Linked DNA regions of Homo sapiens: region 2 is linked to region 1. A link is an interaction called in ENCODE POLR2A ChIA-PET data of the cell type or tissue named here. Cell type or tissue: Panc1. All regions are shown on one strand. Each heading gives the region's core, and the rest is flanking DNA. Links, peaks and the distances in the headings are about the cores only. Region 1 overlaps ATG7 (autophagy related 7). Region 2 overlaps VGLL4 (vestigial like family member 4).

The links. Peaks named below come from ENCODE experiments on the same cell type or tissue, not always from the same donor. Only the 100,000 strongest peaks of a DNase experiment are listed, where the experiment ranks them.
Region 2: POLR2A ChIA-PET joins it to region 1 with 14 read pairs; 4 of 35 experiments call an interaction of 5 or more read pairs at or near these places.

What each region holds. Positions count from the first base shown.
Region 1 is chr3:11,385,359-11,394,989 of GRCh38, reverse strand. All of the region lies in intron 19 of ATG7 (autophagy related 7), which reads right to left. Among named protein-coding and RNA genes, the nearest start is that of ATG7, 120 kb to the right of the region's middle. In Panc1, for the core only: no CTCF peak of the experiment used is centred there; no DNase peak of the experiment used is centred there; H3K27ac peaks cover 6,419 bases.
Region 2 is chr3:11,586,800-11,596,430 of GRCh38, reverse strand. All of the region lies in intron 2 of VGLL4 (vestigial like family member 4), which reads left to right. Among named protein-coding and RNA genes, the nearest start is that of VGLL4, 52 kb to the left of the region's middle. RefSeq lists enhancers at 2,152-2,682, 2,683-3,214. In Panc1, for the core only: no CTCF peak of the experiment used is centred there; no DNase peak of the experiment used is centred there; H3K4me3 peaks cover 889 bases; H3K27ac peaks cover 7,687 bases.

The DNA.
Region 1 (9,631 bases), core at 1,190-9,189:
TGTCTAATAAGTACAATATCTAGAATCTCTGTATGTCTGTATTTCTTTTGTCTTTGCTTCTGCCAACTCTCACTTATGGTACCTTCTCTTCTTGTGTGCCTGGTTACCTCTGTGGCTGGATATTGTAACAGCAAAATTATCTATATAAATAATTTTAGGACTAGGATCATATTTCCCTCTAAGATTTCATTGCTTTTACCTGGCAACTATGGGCATTAGCTAAATAGAATTATCTTAATGCAAGGAAGCCTTACGGTTTCCGGGCCACTTAAATAATGTGAAATTGTTACAGCCAATGTGAGGGATGGTTTACACCCACTTCACCCTTACTCCTAGGTGTATCTCTTGATAGAGTTCCAACCCAAAGTCAAGAATGATTTATAAGGGTTCTCAGGCTTGAAAGCACCCAGACTACAAGTTTTATCTCCTTCACCTTGAAAGGACACTAAAGGTGTGGCTCACGCTCTCAACTTCCTTTTCCTGATCAGCAAATGGCCATAAAACAAAAAATTGCCCTAATACTACGGCTTTGCTCCTCTGTGCTTACATTCTCTCTCAAAGCTCAACTCAGAATCTCCTTATAATAGTGATTTGATGTTTAAGAAGATTTTTAGAAGCAACTGATCCAGTTTCTTAAGGTGACTTCAGTAAGAGAGCTGGTTTAAATCACCTGTCCTATCACTAGTTAAGACAGAAATCTCCCAGCATTCTGTTATATAATATATCCTTAGTACATGGTCTTACCTTGGCAATAACTGCCCCAAGGTGAAAAAGTTCTATGGTATTCTTTGAAGAATAGTAATAGCTCTTCTTGGTAGTAACTTGCCCTTATAGTACAGAGGAACTATAAAGGATGAGAGTTCGTTCAAGTTATAGTTCCTGTAATTTACTCATTCTATGACCCTGGACAACGATTTGTGTATAAAATTGAGTGGGGGATACAACATCTCCACAATACCAGAATATCAAATGAAAGAATGCAAAAAAGCTTGAAAAAGCCTACAAAGCTGGCCGGGCATGGTGGCTTATGCCTGTAATCCCAGCACTTTGGGAGGCCAAGGGAGGAGGACTGCTTGAGCTCAGGAGTCTGAGACCAGCCTAGGCAACATGGCGAATCCCTATCTCTACAAAATATACAACAATTAGCCTGGTGTGGTGGCATGCACCAGTATTCCCAGCTACTTGCGAGGGTGAGGCACGAGAATCCCTTGAACCTTGGAGGTGGAGGTTGCAGTGAGCCAAGATCGCACCTCTGCACTCCAGCCTGGGCAACCGAATGAGACTGAGATAAAAGAAAAAAAAAACCTACAAAACTATCAAAAATTATCATTCTCTTCTCTCTTCTCTGCCCCATGGTGAGCCATTCATCAATGGCTCTGACTAAAACACCATGGCAGGCCAAAGGTCAGTTGACATTTCAAGTCACTCATGAATGGCTGGCAACATTATACAAGACATAATATTTCCAGGGTCAAATAAAGAGATACCTATTATCTGTAATTTATTTTTAAATATTTCTGAATACACAGTATGAATGCATGCAAGTATGTGGGAAGACACACAAACCCTTTCTCCCTCCCTCCCTCCCTTCCTCTTATGGGTAGCTAGTTAGTATCTGAGGTACCCTAATCAGGAGTGCATACCCCAGGTGTGGCTATTACAAAAGCATCAGCTACAGCTTTGAAATCTATACTAGAGGATTTCCTCACAAGTATAAAGGATGGTAGAAATAATTTTTCCGATGAAAACAATAGAATTCAATATATATATGTGTTGGCTGGAAATACTGTACAGGGATCTCTAACCTTGCATATATACGTGGGTTATAAGAATCTGGCAAACCAGGCAGCCTAACACTTTCTGCAGTGGCACTCTGGTCCTGGGTCTGGACACTTAACAGAGGATTCCATCACCTGCGCCAATGAAAAGTTTAGATGTGTCCTGTATTGAGAATTTTTCTGCATCTGTTTCTACCTAAACTTTGACGTGAGATACATACCCAAAGGACAGGTTGGGGCTTTTCCCAGTCCACAGGAACATGCTGAATGACTAACTTTTGTGCCTGCTTGCTAATGTTCTTATCTGTGGCAAAATTTAGTCTGAGACTTGACTTTATTGTTACAGATCACCTGGTAGCATAACTTCTAATATAGGACGTTACCAGTTTCTACCAAACAAACAAAAAACTTGCACCATTAGGAGCCACAAAATCAGTTCAGCTCAGTTTGCAACAATTGTGGTGCATCAAATTTCCTAAATGAAGCCTGTTGGGACATAACCTCAAAGCCGGAATATTATGATTCTGATCAAGCTGATATACATATTTGCCATCCCAGGCCCTCCAAGAGAAAGGCTGTTTCTCTTCAGTGGGAAAACCACAGGAAGCTACAGAGACAGCCTTGGGGTGTGGGTTTTGCTGGGCCTGGGTGCCTGCCAAAAATACCATCGTTCTGTTTCTTGGCCCCTAGAATGCAATGATACCTAAGCTTTTGTTTTTTTGTTTTGTTTTGTTTTTTTTGTTTGTTTTTTTAATGATTTCCCCAAAACCACCTGGACTCTGTATTCTACTCAAAATGATGTCATTTAAAGAATATCTGTATTCAAGGGAATATATGGGAGAAAGCTACCCTACTTCAAGTAAATGCAAACCAGAAATATTTGCATTTTCAAAACAGCACTGTCTTGGATTCTTAGCAGCTGCATGTCCCTGCCCTCCAAATGTTTCTTAAAATACTTAAGCTGAGAATTAACCAAAATGGGAGATGAACTATGTTTGTCATAAACAGTTTGAGAAAAAGCTTTTAAACTCTCAACCCCCAGCCTGCATCTGTGCTAAAGGACACCTAGAAGTTGCTCTAGCCCACATGACTTTCAAGATGCTACAGTCTGAAACATGACCATAAGAAATACATTCCTCTGGGTATCAGCATTCCCTTTTCAAAGGACAAGATTTCCAAAGACAGCCTGAAGGAGCCTAACCAATTAAGTCCTCGAAGCTGCTAAAAATTTAAAGTGAAATTACCCCCCCCCCAATAAGTACAATGGAATTCTATGCATATGAATCCTACCACATCACTGTCTGAGAGATGATTAATATGGTAGAAAAGTGAACAAGAAGTTGGAAATCCTGGACTTTCATGTAATTTCTCTGAGCCTAATGCTCTCTCCATCTGATAGACTGGGAAGCGCTCTTGCTAGCCAATTCATAAGACACTGGAAAGGGATACTGGGAAAACATCCATAAAACGATGCCAAAGGAACAGAGAAATGCTGTAGCACTTGAAAAGATTAAACCAAGTCCTCCCTGCCCATGTTGCACTGGCTTCCAACCCATTTATAGCTGCGGTAGAAAAAGCAAGATGATTGAGGCTGTAAAAAGGCTTCCAAGAAGCAATGTGGGACAGGGACAAGAACCGCTGTGCTGGCAGGCAGGCATCACCCTGAGCCCAGCACTGCCATGCTGGTTCTCTTCTGTCCCTGCCTCTAACAGCACAGAGAAATTCAGAGGGAACACAGACAAGAAAACTCTCCCAAGATTTATGCCAGCTCATCTAAAGTCGTAGGCTTAACATTGGCCACAGACACCTGCACAGATCTTCAGCCTCCAGGAAATGAGAATTCATCCTTCCCCATCAGTGCATGCTCCGGGGAACATTAAACCTCAGCTTCATTTAGGTTAATAATTAAGCTCCTAGATTTACAGCTGTCATGAAAAGAAAAGGGAAAAGGAAAGAAAAAGAAAAAGAATCTAAAAACTTGCACATTAGTATTTGCTCACATCTTGAGGCCAGGCCCTTTTTTGTTCCCCTCCTTTTTTGTCAACTTCTAAAGATGGAAAGTTTTTTATGGCTGTAAATGACAAAAATGAGTATATTCAGGAAAGGAAATGGGAACGGCACCTGATCTCTGTTCAGACAAAAGATCAACGGAAAACACTGACAGTGCCAACTACATGACACCCATCACACGAGCTCTTATTCCAACTTCATGGCTATGGTACTGCAACTACATCATACCTGAGGAAACTGAAGCTCAAAGTTTGAGATACTTGCTCAAGGTCACATGGTTAGTGGGTAGCAGATAAAGCCAGTGCTCACTGCTGCTGCACTAGTCATATCAAAATGTCCTGCCAGCTCTTAGCTCAAAAGATAGGATACTTTTGAATTCCCTTCTAACGTTCTCATTTGTTCACACCCATGTGCCATTTTAAGCCTTGCAGTACTTTAACTTGCAGTTTTTTAAAAATTTCCTGCAAATTGCTCATTCTCTTTATTCACAACACACAGCTTCAAATTACTTTCTGGAAAAAAAAAAAAATCAAACCCACCCACAAAGGTCAAAAAGTTACCACTGCTGAGGCTATTATGAGGAAAATACTGTGAGAGTAAAAGCAATTTCCCAAGAAGAACAGATCAAACTAGCACAGCCCAACAGAAACATACAGTCTCCTCCAGGGAGCACTGTGAAAGGGTCCATTTGTTGGGACTGCAGTCCTTCTGCTGAGTGGGATAGGATGACATAGGTCTCATTTTCCAGGTATACTTTCAGCGCCTATTGGAATATTATCAAAAATAGCAACTAGTGAGTGATTAGGCAAAGACAGCAGATATTGTTAAATGAAACTCTTGCTCCTCCAATAGAGCTGGGAGACACATGTTTTTGTTTTCTTACTCAGACATTAGTCTATTAGCAAGTCATTTTGCACTCACTTTTTAAAAAATCTGTGTGCCTTATGATTAAAATCAATCTTCCTTATCAGTCAAGTCAAACTGAAATAACGAAAATATTGTACATAGGCCTATTAGCAATTTTATGGAAGGTTTTACTCAGGCAACAAAATAAATAGTCTTCTTTAAGAAAGAGCGATGTTGAGCTCACATTCCACATTTGGGATACGTAGGAGGTTTCAACACAACAATGAGTAATTACCACTTGCCTCAATCCCCACTTTCGTTACCCTCTCCCTTCAAGGTCCTTTGTGGAAGAGCTGACATATAAAGAAAGGAAAATGCAAAGTACAACTGAGAACTAAGAGAAATCCAAATTTTTCCCAGGCCTTCGCACATAACACAAAAATATGCTTTTGCATGGATTTCTATCCCAAGTTGGAAGGTCAATAGAGTTCTTTAAAATATCCAAATGCTTCAGTGAATCCAGAGTCAATTACAAAGACACCTTAGCTGCCAAGACTTATGACGACAGGTGAGTTCAGATTACGATTCAACACATGCTCCACAGTAGTCCTCGTGGGAGGCTGCACATATATTCCAATGATGCTGCCTTTACTCAAGACTCTGCTGAATACACCCTTGTGTACTGTCAAGAAGACTCCTCTAATTTGCAAAACTTGCTCATGTGTATTCTCCCACTGACTGTTCACATTTGGCACACTTGCAGTAGCTTAAGGCCCACACAGGCGGTATTTTCCCGTTTTAGTATGATGGCTGTAAATTCAAGATGTCTAACTTTGCTATGTGATTTAACCAGTCATTAGATATTCTAGAGAAGAGAACCATGTAGCTTATTCTGTGTTAAAAAAAAAAAAAAAAAAAGCACTAACAAAACTTTCATAATGAAAGAATTATATAAAACTAGAGAAGGTCAGACACTCTAGAAAACTATGATTAAGTTCATATCCATATCACTATCATAAATACAGTATAACATGTTATATGAACAAGTCATAAGGGTAACTTCAGGAATAAGACATTCTCAAACAGTTCTTTCACATCTTTTTTTTTTTTTTTTTTTTTTTTTGAGACAGGGTCTCTCTCTGTTCCCCAGGCTGGAGCACAGTGGCACCATCTCGACTCACTGCAACCTCCACCTCCTGGGTTCAAAGATTCTTCTGCCTCAGCCTCCCAAGTAGCTGGGATTACAAGTGTGGCTAATTTTTGTATTTTTAGTAGAGACAGGGTTTCGCCATGTTGGCCAGGCTGGTCTTGAACTCCTGACCTCAGGTGATCTGCCCCCCTCAGCCTCCCACAGTGCTGATATTACAGGTGTGAACCACCATGCCAGGCCTATATTTAGGTACTTAAAATACTCTAAGTAGTGATATATACATTGTATAAAGCCTGTGTGTGTAAGACCATATATGTCCATAAAAGCTTTCCCAGTTCCAGCTGATGGCTCCCTTGTTTCAGCAGCTGGGTAGCAGTTACAAGTCCATGTTCCTCCCTCCCTATCTTACAAAGTTATTGAGGGTATAGGCAAGAGGATGAAGATGAATGTACTATATGAATAAAAAAAAGAAAGAAGGGGCCTGGCGCAGTGGCTCACACCTGTAATCCCAGCACTTTGGGAGGCCGAGGTGGGTGGATCATGAGGTCAGGAGATCCAGACCATCCTAGCTAACACGGTGAAACCCTGTCTCTACTAAAAGTACAAAGAATTAGCCAGGCGTGGTGGCAGGCACCTGTAGTCCCAGCTACTTGGGACGCTGAGGCAGGAGAATGGCATGAACCTGGGAGGCGGAGCTTGCAGTGAGCTGAGATAGCGCCACTGCACTCCAGCCTGAGCAACAGAGCAAGACTCCTTAAAAAAAAAAAAAAAAAGAAGGAACATGAGCAGTGGCTAGTTGGGGACCTTTGCCCATCAGGAGTCAAGTCAATGCACCCTGCTAGCAGAGGGAGAACTAACCGTCTGAACTCTGAGGAGAGTTAGTACCGTCCTCCATCACCCAGTTGGATACAGCTGGGCCTAAAGAAATGAAATAGTTGATCAAGAGACTACACAATCTCAGAGACACAAAAACTAGTGGTAAATCAGCCCCTGCATCTCCCTTTACTACAGTTGAGGAAAAGGAGTCCCCAGAGGTAGATGGTCAGTTCCCAAAGCCATAGGGGCAGCCATGGTGGGACTGGTTGCAACTCTCATATCCTAGTGTCTCATCTAGGAGAGCTTGGGAATGGTACCAAAGAAACACTCATAGAGCAATGGTGCTTTACTAGGATCCACAGAGATGTTTCAGGGACTTCATGAAGCCTCTGAAATTGTCTGTAAAACTGTGTGGCTTTGCATTTTTTCTTTTGCTCTGTCACTCAGGCTGGAGTGCAGTGGCGTGATCTTGGTTCACTGCAAACTCTGCCTCCCAGGTTCACACCATTCTCCTGCCTCAGCCTCCTGAGTAGCTGGGACTACAGGTACCTGCCACCACGCCTGGCTAATTTTTTGCCTTTTTAGTAGAGACAGTGTTTCACCGTGTTAGCCAGGATGGTCTCAATCTCCTGACCTCGTGATCCGCCTGCCTCAGCCTCCCAAAGTGCTGGGATTACAGGTGTGCGCCACCACGCCCAGCTGGCTTTGCATTTTTAAGGGGAACAGTGGTGACTGCTTTCATCAGTCTGAACACAATCCATGACTCAAAAAAATTTAAGAATAGGCTTGGGGATAAGACTAGAGGTGAATGAGATTAATTCCAAACTAAAAGGAACCCAATTTTTCAATACCCTGAAGACTATGCTTGGGCCAGGCTGCCAATGGAACCATCTAAGGAGAACACAGCCCTCAACTTTCTGGTCTGAGTGGCAAAAGGGATCCTGTAAGAAAAAATTTGTCTGGGAAAACTAGATGTGTTTGTGACCACAGGTGACAGGGAAAGGAGTAATCATCACAAGTTCTAACTACTAATTAGGTAGTCTTAAAAACCACAGGTCAAAAGTAACAAGCAAGGCCGTGTTCTCTGGAATCATGGAAAAGGTTTTGGCTGTCATTGTCAAGAGACATGAACGGAAGGTTTCTGCAGCCTTTCAAAGCCAGGGCAGCCTTGGCCTTCAAATCCCTGATTCAATCCCTCCCATTATACCTGTGTGTGGACAGTGAGCCCAGAAAAGGCTGCATGTATCTCAGGAGACCTAATGCAATCACAGGGGTCTTTGTTTTCTTATTTCTGATGTCAACACCAGTCCCAGGAGTGGGCAAAGGCCTTGGTACTTGGCCACAGGGAACTGGATACACGTCAGCCATTGCAATTTCCCTGGGAAACAGAAAATATTTTCCCCACTGTATGGATGAGGAAATAGAAGCAAAGGGAGAAATGTCCAAGGTTTTTCAAGGCAGTGAAGAGCCAAGAGTTCTGAGGTTAAGGCTTGTAGCTAAATACTCCTCACCAGCTCTGGCTGTATATTCCATCTCCTTTTGGGAACCAAGCAGTTCTGGAGATTGGAGAAAACACTAGTTGCTAAGGACAAGATGTGGGATATATTTTATACCACACAATCATACATATGGAATCCATCATACATTAAAATAGAAGATTTGAGGCCTTGCTGGGTAAATGAGATAGGAAAAGAGAACCTGGGGGTTACTCATCATTTTCCAAATCAGAGATTTATATCCCTTTTGGAAAGGAGAAGGAAAATCTGGCTGCAGCCCAGTTTTGAGTAATATTTGCCACTGAGAAGCTGTATGCAAAGATTCCTGGCACAGGCTGCAGAGAGCTCTTCCGACTGGGCTCTGGCCAGTCCTTGTAAATGATTGAGATTTAAAACCCTATCAAATCTGAGAAGCAGGGAGTATCCTCAATATAGTACCATAAATCCCTTATAGTAGGAATGTTCAGGGAAAAATGATGTCTATGTATACCTATATACATACATATATATTTTAAGTCAAGAAGTGTTGACATCACCAATTAACAGTGATCTAAATGGCTGGATCGTGGTTATTTTCTTTCTTAAATATATTTTCTGATTTTTCTGCAATTAAAAATCCATTGCTTGTGAAATAAAGGAAATATAAAATATAAAAGCTAATAAAGTGTCAATAGAGAGCCAGAACTTATCTCATTCAACTGACTCACTGAAGAAAATAAATGAAGGCGGGCAGAGTGGGGGAGCACCTTGCTTGTGGTCACTTGGCAGTCCAGCAAGGGATGCAGAGCCAGGACCCTGGAAATCCCCTGACTTCCTGCCCTCCACACCACCCTGCTGCAGCTGCTGGATTCCTTAGGCTAGGAAACTCCCTAAAAAGCTCGGTGCTAGGTGAGCAAGAGTTTTACATGTTATTGTAAAATTCAAAACAGCAGCTTTAAGCATTAGACAACGTATACCAGATTCCAACTCCAAGGATGGCCAAAATTAAAACGGCACTCACAAAGACAAGAGGACGATTTGTAGAAAATTGGGTGTCCCAGGCTCAGCCACAACTGCTCTACTAAACAACTTCATAACTGCCATGTTTTGTTGTCTCTGGCTATTATACATGCAATTCTCCACTGCCTGGAATTCCTTGTGTTCTCTCCCCTAGGTGTTTCTAGAAACTCCTACTTGACCCTTTAACATCAACTCAGAAGTCATCCTCTGCAAGGCCTTCCCTAGTCCTCCACATTTACAAAATTAATTGGTATTGGGATGCCGTAACAAGAGGACAGACCTTGCTGTAGGGCATTTCACAACTGAACAGATCATTATTGGCTTATGAGTCTGTCTCACCCTCTAGGCAGTGTTCCTTGAAGACAGTGGCTATTGTAATCATCTTTGTATCTCTGGCACACAGCAGGGACTCAAATGTCAGTTGAATTAAATGAATGTCTGCTAACAGATAACAGTTTAACCATTCCTTTCAAATCTATGATTTGCCTTTCTAAGTGGTGCATTTGCAAAGTCCTTAGGTGACAAGTTGCTTTGGG
Region 2 (9,631 bases), core at 1,063-9,062, 200 kb before region 1:
AGCATGGTGCCAATACCACTTTGAAAAACAAACTAAAAAGAGTTCAGGATTTGTTTATGGTTTTTCCTTCTCCCATGCTGAGGGTATAATAGTCACAGGATGAATTTGAAGAGTTACTTTCCCTTTTCTCCTCAGTATTGTTGTATTATTTGAAATATATTGTTAGGTTCATTCATTTCTGTTTGCATTCAGTTTTAGACTTTTTCCATCCTTTCAAATTTTATTTTTTGAGTATGTAAGATATGAACATGCTCCCCAAAGTTAAAACTGTACTAAAAAGTGTGCTTTTAATGTTACTCCCTACCCTGTCTTGTTCACACCTTTTACTCCCTTCCCTGGAAGCAAAGCATCCTTCTTGTGTTTCTGTTTTGGTAAATCAAGCAAATATGTGAATGTTTTATCATTTCCCCTTCTTTCTTTTTTTTTATTTTATCTTATTTTATTATTATTATACTTTAAGTTTTAGGGTACATGTGCACAATGTGCAGGTTAGTTACATGTGTATACATGTGCCATGATGGTGTGCTGCACCCATTAACTTGTCATTTAGCATTAGGTATATCTCCTAATGCTATTCCCCGCCCCCCCCACACCACAACAGTCCCCAGAGTGTGATGTTCCCCTTCCTGTGTCCATGTGTTCTCATTGTTCAATTCCCACCTATGAGTGAGAACATGCGGTGTTTGGTTTTTTGTCCTTGTGATAGTTTACTGGGAATGATGATTTCCAATTTCATCCATGTCCCTACAAAGGACATAAACTCATCATTTTTTATGGCTGCATAGTATTCCATGATGTATATGTGCCACATTTTCTTAATCCAGTCTATCATTGTTGGACATTTGGGTTGGTTCCAAGTCTTTGCTATTGTGAATAGTGCTGCAATAAACATACGTGTGCATGTGTCTTTATAGCAGCATGATTTATAGTCCTTTGGGTATATACCCAGTAATGGGATGGCTGGGTCAAATGGTATTTCTAGTTCTAGATCCCTGAGGAATCACCACACTGACTTCCACAGTGGTTGAACTAGTTTACAGTCCCACCAACAGTGTAAAAGTGTTCCTATTTCTCCACATCCTCTCCAGCACCTGTTGTTTCCTGACTTTTTAATGATTGCCATTCTAACTGGTGTGAGATGGTATCTCATTGTGGTTTTGATTTGCATTTCTCTGCATTTCCCCTTCTTTCTTACATGTGCGATAGCCTACTGTGTGTACTCACTTCAGCCTTGGTGTTTTCTTATTTTGTTTGTTTGTTTGTTTGTTTGAGATGGAGTTTCACTCTTGTTGCCCAGGCTGGAGTGCAATGAGGCAATCTCGGCTCACCACAACCTCCACCTCCTGGGTTCCAGCGATTCTCCTGCCTCAGCCTCCCGAGTAGCTAGGATTATAGGCATGCGCCACCATGCCCGGCTAATTTTGTATTTTTAGTAGAGATGGGGTTTCTCCATGTTGGTCAGGCTGGTCTTGAACTCCCGATCTCAGGTGATCCGCCCGCCTCGGCCTCCCAAAGTGCTGGGATTACTGGCGTGAGCCACCGTGCCTGGCCGCCTTCGTGTTTTTCAATGACACATCATGGAAATCTTTTCCTACCAGCTCCTCACTCTGGATTTCAGCTGCGTGGCACTCTATTACCTGCATGCATCAAAGCTCATCCAACCAGTCCCCTGTGTTTGGACATTTTGGCAATTTCAGGTGCTTTACAATACTAACAGTGCTGCAATGGATGACCTCGTGCATTTTAATATCTTGTGTATTTGTAATAGAATTAAAACTCTTGAAGGCAAACAGTGGGTGCAGTGTAACAGTATGGTAAATTCATATCGGTTGTGAGAGTCATTCTAGGCTGCTTCGTGGGTAGAACCTTGAGAGGGCTCTGTGCTGAAATGAAGAGGTTGTCACCTGTGTGTGTGTAGACTTAGAGTGGGATGTGTCACCTGTGAGGAAGGGAACATTTATTGAGTGCTTACTTCAGACTGGCCGTGTGTTGGACACTTGAAATATATTATCTCATTTAACTCTCACAATAATTGTGACCCTTTACACTAGGTAGGCACATTTCTACATCTATCTGTCTATCTCTGTCTTTTTGTCTATATCAGATTGATTTTATAAAAGCAAAAATTGAGTTTGTGAGAGGATGATGTGTCTAAGTTGTTGGCAGCTGGGATTAACCCTGCTGTGTGTGACACCAACACCAGTGATCATTTGATGATGCCATAGCTACATCCCACCTGGGGAATTACATGCAGCTTTAGAGGTGCACATCATGTATTTAAGATGACACTTGACCAGTCCAATGTCTGGCATGTGTTAGGTGCTAAATAATTTTATGTTGACTTGAATTGGACCCTGTCTCTAGGGGAAGTGCTGTTTGAGCCCACGTTCCCGTTGGAGCAGGCATCCTCTCTTTGATCAGCAGTATATATTTACAGTGTATTTGCCCCCGGCCACAGAATAGGGCAGAGCCCCTAGGCTCACACTGGGATCAAAGCCATGGTCACTAGCCTTGTGCTCCATCCAGCTGTGTTTGCCACAGACCCACTGAGCAACCCATAATGAACGAGGAAGGGCCCAGTGAAAGAAAACGCAGCCTCCCCTCGCTGATGGGGGGCCTTTGAAACACGGTCCTGGTGTGAGATGGGCCCCTTGTTGTCTTTGCTTCTATGACGCTTCCTTTGAAGTGTTTGCTGGAGCCCGATGTCCCGATTCTGGTGTGCCCTTGAGTGTGTATTCCAGGCTTGGGCTCTCCGGTTCCTGTTGCAGCTCCTCTTCCTCCTCTTCCCTCCCTCTTCCTTTGCTTGCATTGTCCTTTCATCCTTCATTGTTCATCTGGTGTTTTGTTTTGTTTTGTTTTTTCCTGGCCCTGTCACTTCACTTTTCTCACCATAGGGGTGAATAGAAAAAGAGGGAAAAACAAACTCAAAACCACGAATTCATTCAGCTTAACAAAAGGTTGGAGGAAGCCTTTGAAATCAGGTGCTGGGCATATAATAGGAACTCAGTAAGAAGAAGAAATTGATGATTGGCTAAAATGGGATTGGGGGTTTTCCCTGGATTTTCTTTATCTTTTGCAGAAGAGTTGATTATATATATGAGACCTCAAATGTTCTGCAGTATCTGTAGTTTTTGGTATCTGGATGTAAAATCTTTGGCAACATGATCATACCCTCTTTGGCAGCTGTTGCTTCTATGTCTTTAGAGCCTTTAGTTTGGATGTATATGGACCAGTTACCAAGAGACTATTTCACAAATTCCATGAGAGTGAAGGAAGCAATTCCTCATTTCAGGTTAAAAGTGAACCCAGAGGAAATGGAAAAGCTGAGGTTATTTTAGTCCCTTGACCCTGCTAGCAGCTGGGACGTCGTAAACAGTAATGTGTATTTATAGGCAAAACAAGTTATTGTGTTCATGTCTACACAAGCTTTAGAGAGAGGTGAACTTTTCATCATGGAGAATGATGATAGGTCCTGATTCTCAGCATCCAGAGAATTGGGAGGGCTTTTTTCCAGGGCTTGTTAGTAACAGCAACTCGTGAGCCCTTGTGCGCTGGCACTGTGCTGCGTGCTTCATGGGCACGATCGTTTTATCCTCACAGTTCTATGAGGTGGAGACTATCGTTATCCCTCCTTTACAGATGGTAACACTGAGAGTTCTGTAACTTGTTCAGGGTCACACACTCTGGTAAGTACCAGAGCCAGGATTCAAAACTCAGGCTGTGTGATCCTAGAGCCAGTGCTGTCAGCCACCATGGGATATTTATGCTAATAGCACACATATCCAACTGCGATGAATCATTCGATACTGGACCCTAATGCCTGATAGTTTGGGACGATGCAGCCTAAGCACTCTCAAACCACACACTACTGAGGATATTTGGGAGGTGGGGACTGTTCATTTTAGCACACACAAAGGAGGATGGAGGGAAGTAAAGGGGTGGAGGCCCCGGGACGTTAGTAGTTCGGCACACTCCAGGTCCCCACAGCCTCACCAGGGTTCCCTCAGGGATTGTGGAAGGGGGAGTGCTGTCCAGCTGCCCCCAAGAGGCCTGAAATGAGTCTTTGTACAGGTGAGAATCCCACAGGAACAAACAAGGGTTTTCTTTACGCTTGGGAAGCTGCTTTTTAGATTGTTTTAATTCTTGTTTAAAATCTGTGGCCCAATTTTAAGTTAGTGGCCCAAGCCAATAGTAACCTTAGCCTAAAAGATTCAAACTGGAGCATTTTATAATTTACTTTAAGTATTTGAAGACATGTGTTTTTTTTCCCTCTAGATTTCATAAATCAAAGCCTATGGAATGGAATCCTTCAAACTATCTGCTCTTTCTTTCTGCCACGCCTCCTTGGCATAGTCTAAACTTGGTAGGGTCAGTGCTGAAATTCTATATTCTTTACTTTCATACTGTATCTTACAAGTATTCCCAAAGGCATTCTGGGGATTTAAGAGGATATTTTATGGTCATAAATGTAGTTGTCCTAAATTACTAATGTGGAAACTGCAATATTGTTGTTACATCGGGATTTTTAGTTTCTTTAGCATCCCCCCACTTTGCCCCATGTATGTCAGTTGTGTGTGTTTCCATTCCCATTAGGGAGGATCGTCACCGAGGAACTGATTCTCTGTGAGGTTTGCTTCAGGGTTGTAACCTGCCTTCCTGAGGTGGAAGCAGAGCTGCTCTTCTCTGAGGGCCACTCTTGGATCTGCAGATTCCCTGGAAGTGTTTTGCTAATGGAGTGTGGTACCTTTAAGTAAAGGTCACAGGCCTGACCTGTGTTGTGTGGGTTTCTTGTTTGTCAGGCTAGAGGCATTTTCTCATTTTCACAGTTGAGCTGAAAACAAAGGCCTCCTTATCCGAGCAGGGAGCTGTGCTCTTAAGAGCTGACATCAGCCTTCTCCCAGCAGGCCTCGCTTCTGCCTTAAGAGTCTTCGCAGAGAGCTGGGAAGGCAGTTCCCCATCTTGCTGCTGGCATTTTTTCTGGCCAAACGACGACACAGAATGAAGAAATGCCAAGGGGGGACAGGAGTCAGAGAAGCAGAACAAAGGCTGTTCCAGGCTGCACTGGGGACTTAGGCTTTAGCCTCTGTGGTTCTGATCTGTGCCATGAAGTTTATAAAAGTGGGACGAAAACCTTGAAAGGACTTTTTTCTCAAAGAGGAACGCCTATTAGAGGACGTTTGGGGTATGTGACAGAATGTGCATTGGTCTGTGCAGAGTCACCTTTTAACATGATGCAAGTGTATTCAAAATGTAAGGAAACAAAACAACCCAGGATTCTGCTGTTTTCCTGATCCTCTGAGTGTGCTTTTTGGAATGCTGTCTTCGCGAAGATGCTTCTGCTCTGGGCACATATGTAGCAGCTCTTTTTATCCGTAGCTAGAGGATTAACCTCGACATTGCCTGTGACCTTCATAGACCTCTTACTGTGACACAAAACCAGTTTGTCCTGAATGTATATGAAGTGCTGTCCCAAATCTACATTAATAGATTTGATTGAAGACTGGGAAGAGAAATGCTAACAAATTTGGCTAGGTGTGGCTATTGATGGTTCTTTTATTTTCCTCTAATTTCTTGCTGATAAAGCAATTATTTGCTTGTGTCACATGGCAGCTGGAACATAGCAAGGTGGTTTACAAGCTCCACATTCTGTATCTGGTGTAGTTTTTAGTTAAATGGCAGGTCTTGCTCTCTCTCCATTTTGCTGTTTCTATGGGTTAAAACACACACACACACACACACACACACACACACACACACACACACACACTCTTCATTTTGAAATTTCTTCACAGATTGTCTCCAAAACATAATTAGAGGGCTTAATGTTGCAGTAATGTTCTGGGTCTGGCAGTAGCTAGAAACTGTGCCAGACAAGGGATCTGAGTTCTGGATCCGAGCCTTCCAGCCCCAGCAGAGGCAACACATACTGCAGAATAGAAGGAAGCAACTGTTGCTACTGCCCTCTCCTCCAACTTCTTATACTACCTCTTGCCTTTCTTCTTGAAGAGACCTAAGAATAATGCAGCTAATGAATCTACATAGAAACAAGCTCCAGAAACTGGGTCAAGGCCAAGTAGAAAGGACAAACCAACTCCTATTACGTCAGGTCAATGTAGAAGCACATCTGAGAACTGAAATCTTGCTGCATCCCTAAATTTCCATGTCATTGAACCCAACTAGGGATGGTTATGAGTTTTCTAGCTTGTTAGGAGTCATTTCCTCAGCTGCATCTGACAACTGGAGTGACACCCCTCGCCACTGCTCAGACTGTCTCAAAACACTCTTCTCTCAAGATGCTCTAAGGGAAACGGAAGTGTTCCCTGGTCAAAGTTCGGTGGTCCCAAACTCAGTCTCCCAGGTCTGCTCCTGCATGTTAGCACCTTTCAGGCTTTGAGAAGTCTTATGCGCAGAAACACTGTTTAGCCGAGTTTCTCAAATGGAATTGGCCATTGAATCTGTTATGGACTGAGTGGTGTCCCCTCAAAATTCTCGTGTGGAAGCCTCAACCCCCGATGTGATGCTCTTTAGAGATGAAGCCTTTGGGAGGTGATGAGGGTTTCATGAGGTCATGAGGGCAGGCTCTGGTCTGTTAGGATTAGTGCCCTTATAAGAAGAAACAGCGATCTTGCTTGCTTTCTCCCCACCACATAAGGACACAGCAAGAAGGCGGCTGTCTCTAGGCCGGGAAAAGCGCCCTCACCAGTCACCAACCATGCTGGCGTCCGAATCTCAGACTGCCAGCCTTCAGGACTGTGAGAAAACAAACGTCTGTTTAAGTCACGAAGTCCACAGTATTTTGTTATGGCAGCTCAAGCTAAGACAGAATCCTTCATCCCCTTTTCATAAGACCTATTTTTAATATTCCTTGGAGCATACTTGCCCCATAAATATTGCCTAACAAAAGGAGCATTTTATTTGGTTCCAAAATTCTCTTATCACAAACCTTCAGACTTGCAAGGCTCTGGTGCTGTAAAGTTTAAGTATGAACATGAAATGGTGTTTAATTCCGTGACTTGGGGCTGCTGGGTGCCATCTTTAATGCTTGGGGCTTTCAGAGAAATTCACTGAGGCCAGAGAAATTGAGGAAACTTGAGGTTCTGTCCTCCTTTGACCCTGTGCCTGCTTATCTTCCATCCCTACCTCTCCCCGCCTCCATAGCTATTTCTAGAGAGATCACCTGTTCTTTTATATCCACTCCCTAGTCCAGTGCTGTTATCCATACCAACAATTCTGTTGAATCCTCTCCCTGCATTCAGGAGTGACCTACTGGTTGCCAGGTTCAGGAAAGAGTGCAGTCCCTTGTCTTATTTGATTTCCTCTTCCCTGAAGGGCTCTCCTCCCCTGCTTCCTGTGGCCCTTTTCTGGCTTTCTGTGGTCCCCTCCCACCTCTGTGGCCACTCCTCAGGATCTTCCAGAGACTCGTTGTTATTGGTATTCTCCAGGGCTCTGGCATTCTGCCTGCACAGACCCTTATAACCAAGTCACACATGAACCCGTGGCTGGACTTGCCACAATAGGTTGAGTCCCACATCTTTACCTCTAGCCTAGACCAAGCCTTCACACCCCATAGATCCACCCTCTCACTGGGTGTTGTATGTGTGCCCTAAATTCAGCACCGCCTCACTGGAATTGCCATCAGCTGCTCCATTGTTCTTCCAGCACTTCACCAAGTCTACTCCTTGCCTTCTGTCCCCCTATTCATGACTGATACAACTCTCTTTCCATTTGTCTGGGACGTTGCCTCCTCCTTCCTCCTGTCATTGCCTGTGGATCAGCCTGCTAACTTCCCAGTAGGCCCTGGCTGGGGCTGTAGTTTAGCCCCCTGTTTGCACGGCAGTGCCCTCCTGGCTGGTCTTACTGGTGCTCGAGTGTCAGAAGGTGGTTTCTGAAGTATTCATCTCTGCTTGGAATCCTTCCACGGCTCCCAGTCCACCACAGGGTGACACTGCCAAGGCCCATCTCCATGGGCGTCTGCCTGTAGGACCCCCTGGGCTGCAGCCCAACTGGGGGCCTGCACACTCACTTCATCCTCCAGTGTGGTTCTGAAAGCCACCTCCTCTGGCAAGTGGCACTTCCTCCTGCTTCAAGGTGAATACTACTTTGTGTAAAACGATGACACTCTGCTACAGTTGGGTGTCCAGCTGTCTGTCCCCTTCCCTGGTCTACAAGTTCCACCAGACCAGGGGCTGAATTTGCTCAGGTCTGTAGCACTATACCCTCCCAGTGCCTGACACCAACCAGGTGCTGAGTAAATGTGTGAATGAAAAAGGAGCCACGAGGAGAGCTCTGTGGAAACACTCTTCCCTTTGGGACAGATGTTAAGAATCACTTTTAAGCCCACATAAACCCTGAGTGGCACCACTTAGTATACTTCCATTTTCTCCCTTAGAGCCTTGATGTTTACTTCCACATGTGCCAGAACAGAGCGCCACCGCTCTCCTTTCCCTGCTAAGCTCTTGAAAACAGAAAACGAAAACGCACACATGCGCGAGGTTCAGTCGGTAGCACCAGCCCTGCCCGTGATGCTTCTTTCACGGCACGTGATCTCATCCCGGTGTTGACTCTCAGTAAGAAGCCCCCCAGGTTTCTTGTGTGGATGAAATGATTTTTTTCACTCCTCTGTATTTCTTGCTTATGCATCTGGCTCCAGTCCAAGTGTGAACATAAAGTGAGGTATATGAAAGTGAGGAATTCAGTGCATTTGGGTTGAGTCTCACAGGGCAGAGAGATGACCAGACATTTCTTTTGGGTGGAAATTGACCCAAAGTGCAGATTTGCTCATACTCTGCTAGAAAAGCAAACACATCTCGGCCCAAGTATGTACCAGTTCTGGTATTTTTCAAATTTTTCCAAAAAGTCCTCAAAGCCAAAGTGTTTTTCGGCTGTTTTCTAGTAGATTGTTGTTGCGTTTATTTTATTTTTGTGTGACAGATTTGTGCTTGTATCACTAATAGCTGTCATCCTCTGTGTGTTGGTTTTGAATGACACCACATCATTTTGTCTTAGGCCGTTGGCTTTTGAGCAAGTTACGTCCAGTGATAGAAACACAGACACTCCATGTCACCTAGAAGCTGACTGTCTACCATGGCTACGCTTGGTAGGGGAGGCATTGCTGAAAGGCGCCTGAGCCATGCAGCTCCTTCATCGGCAGGGATTCCTCTAGAACCTCATTGGAGGACTTTGCTGAGTTTATCACTGGATTGTGGCTCTGGCCCCCTTTGGACTGTGAAATAAGACACAGTTCCTTTAGGATGACCATCAAGGACTTTGTGATCTGCTCCCAAACTCCCTCTCCCAGTATTATTACTCAGAAGATGGCCTCCTTGGCCTTGCCTTGAAAGTCTCTTTGGCCACTAGCCATGGTTTAATTTCAAAATAATTTATTTAAATCCCTGCTATTATTTCTCGACTTTCGGCAAGCTACACAGAGTTTGTTGTCTGTGTGAGAAGCAGGTCTCGTGCAATTCAGGGCAAGCAGTTTGGATTCTCCAACTTCCCTTGTGACTTTCATTTTGAGGCTAATATTTGAAACTAACATATTTGTTGCCAGTGGCATCTTTTCATGCATGTCAGGCCTCTCTCCATCACGCAGGCTCCTCCTGGTATCCCTGTGCCAACTCTTGGGGAAGAT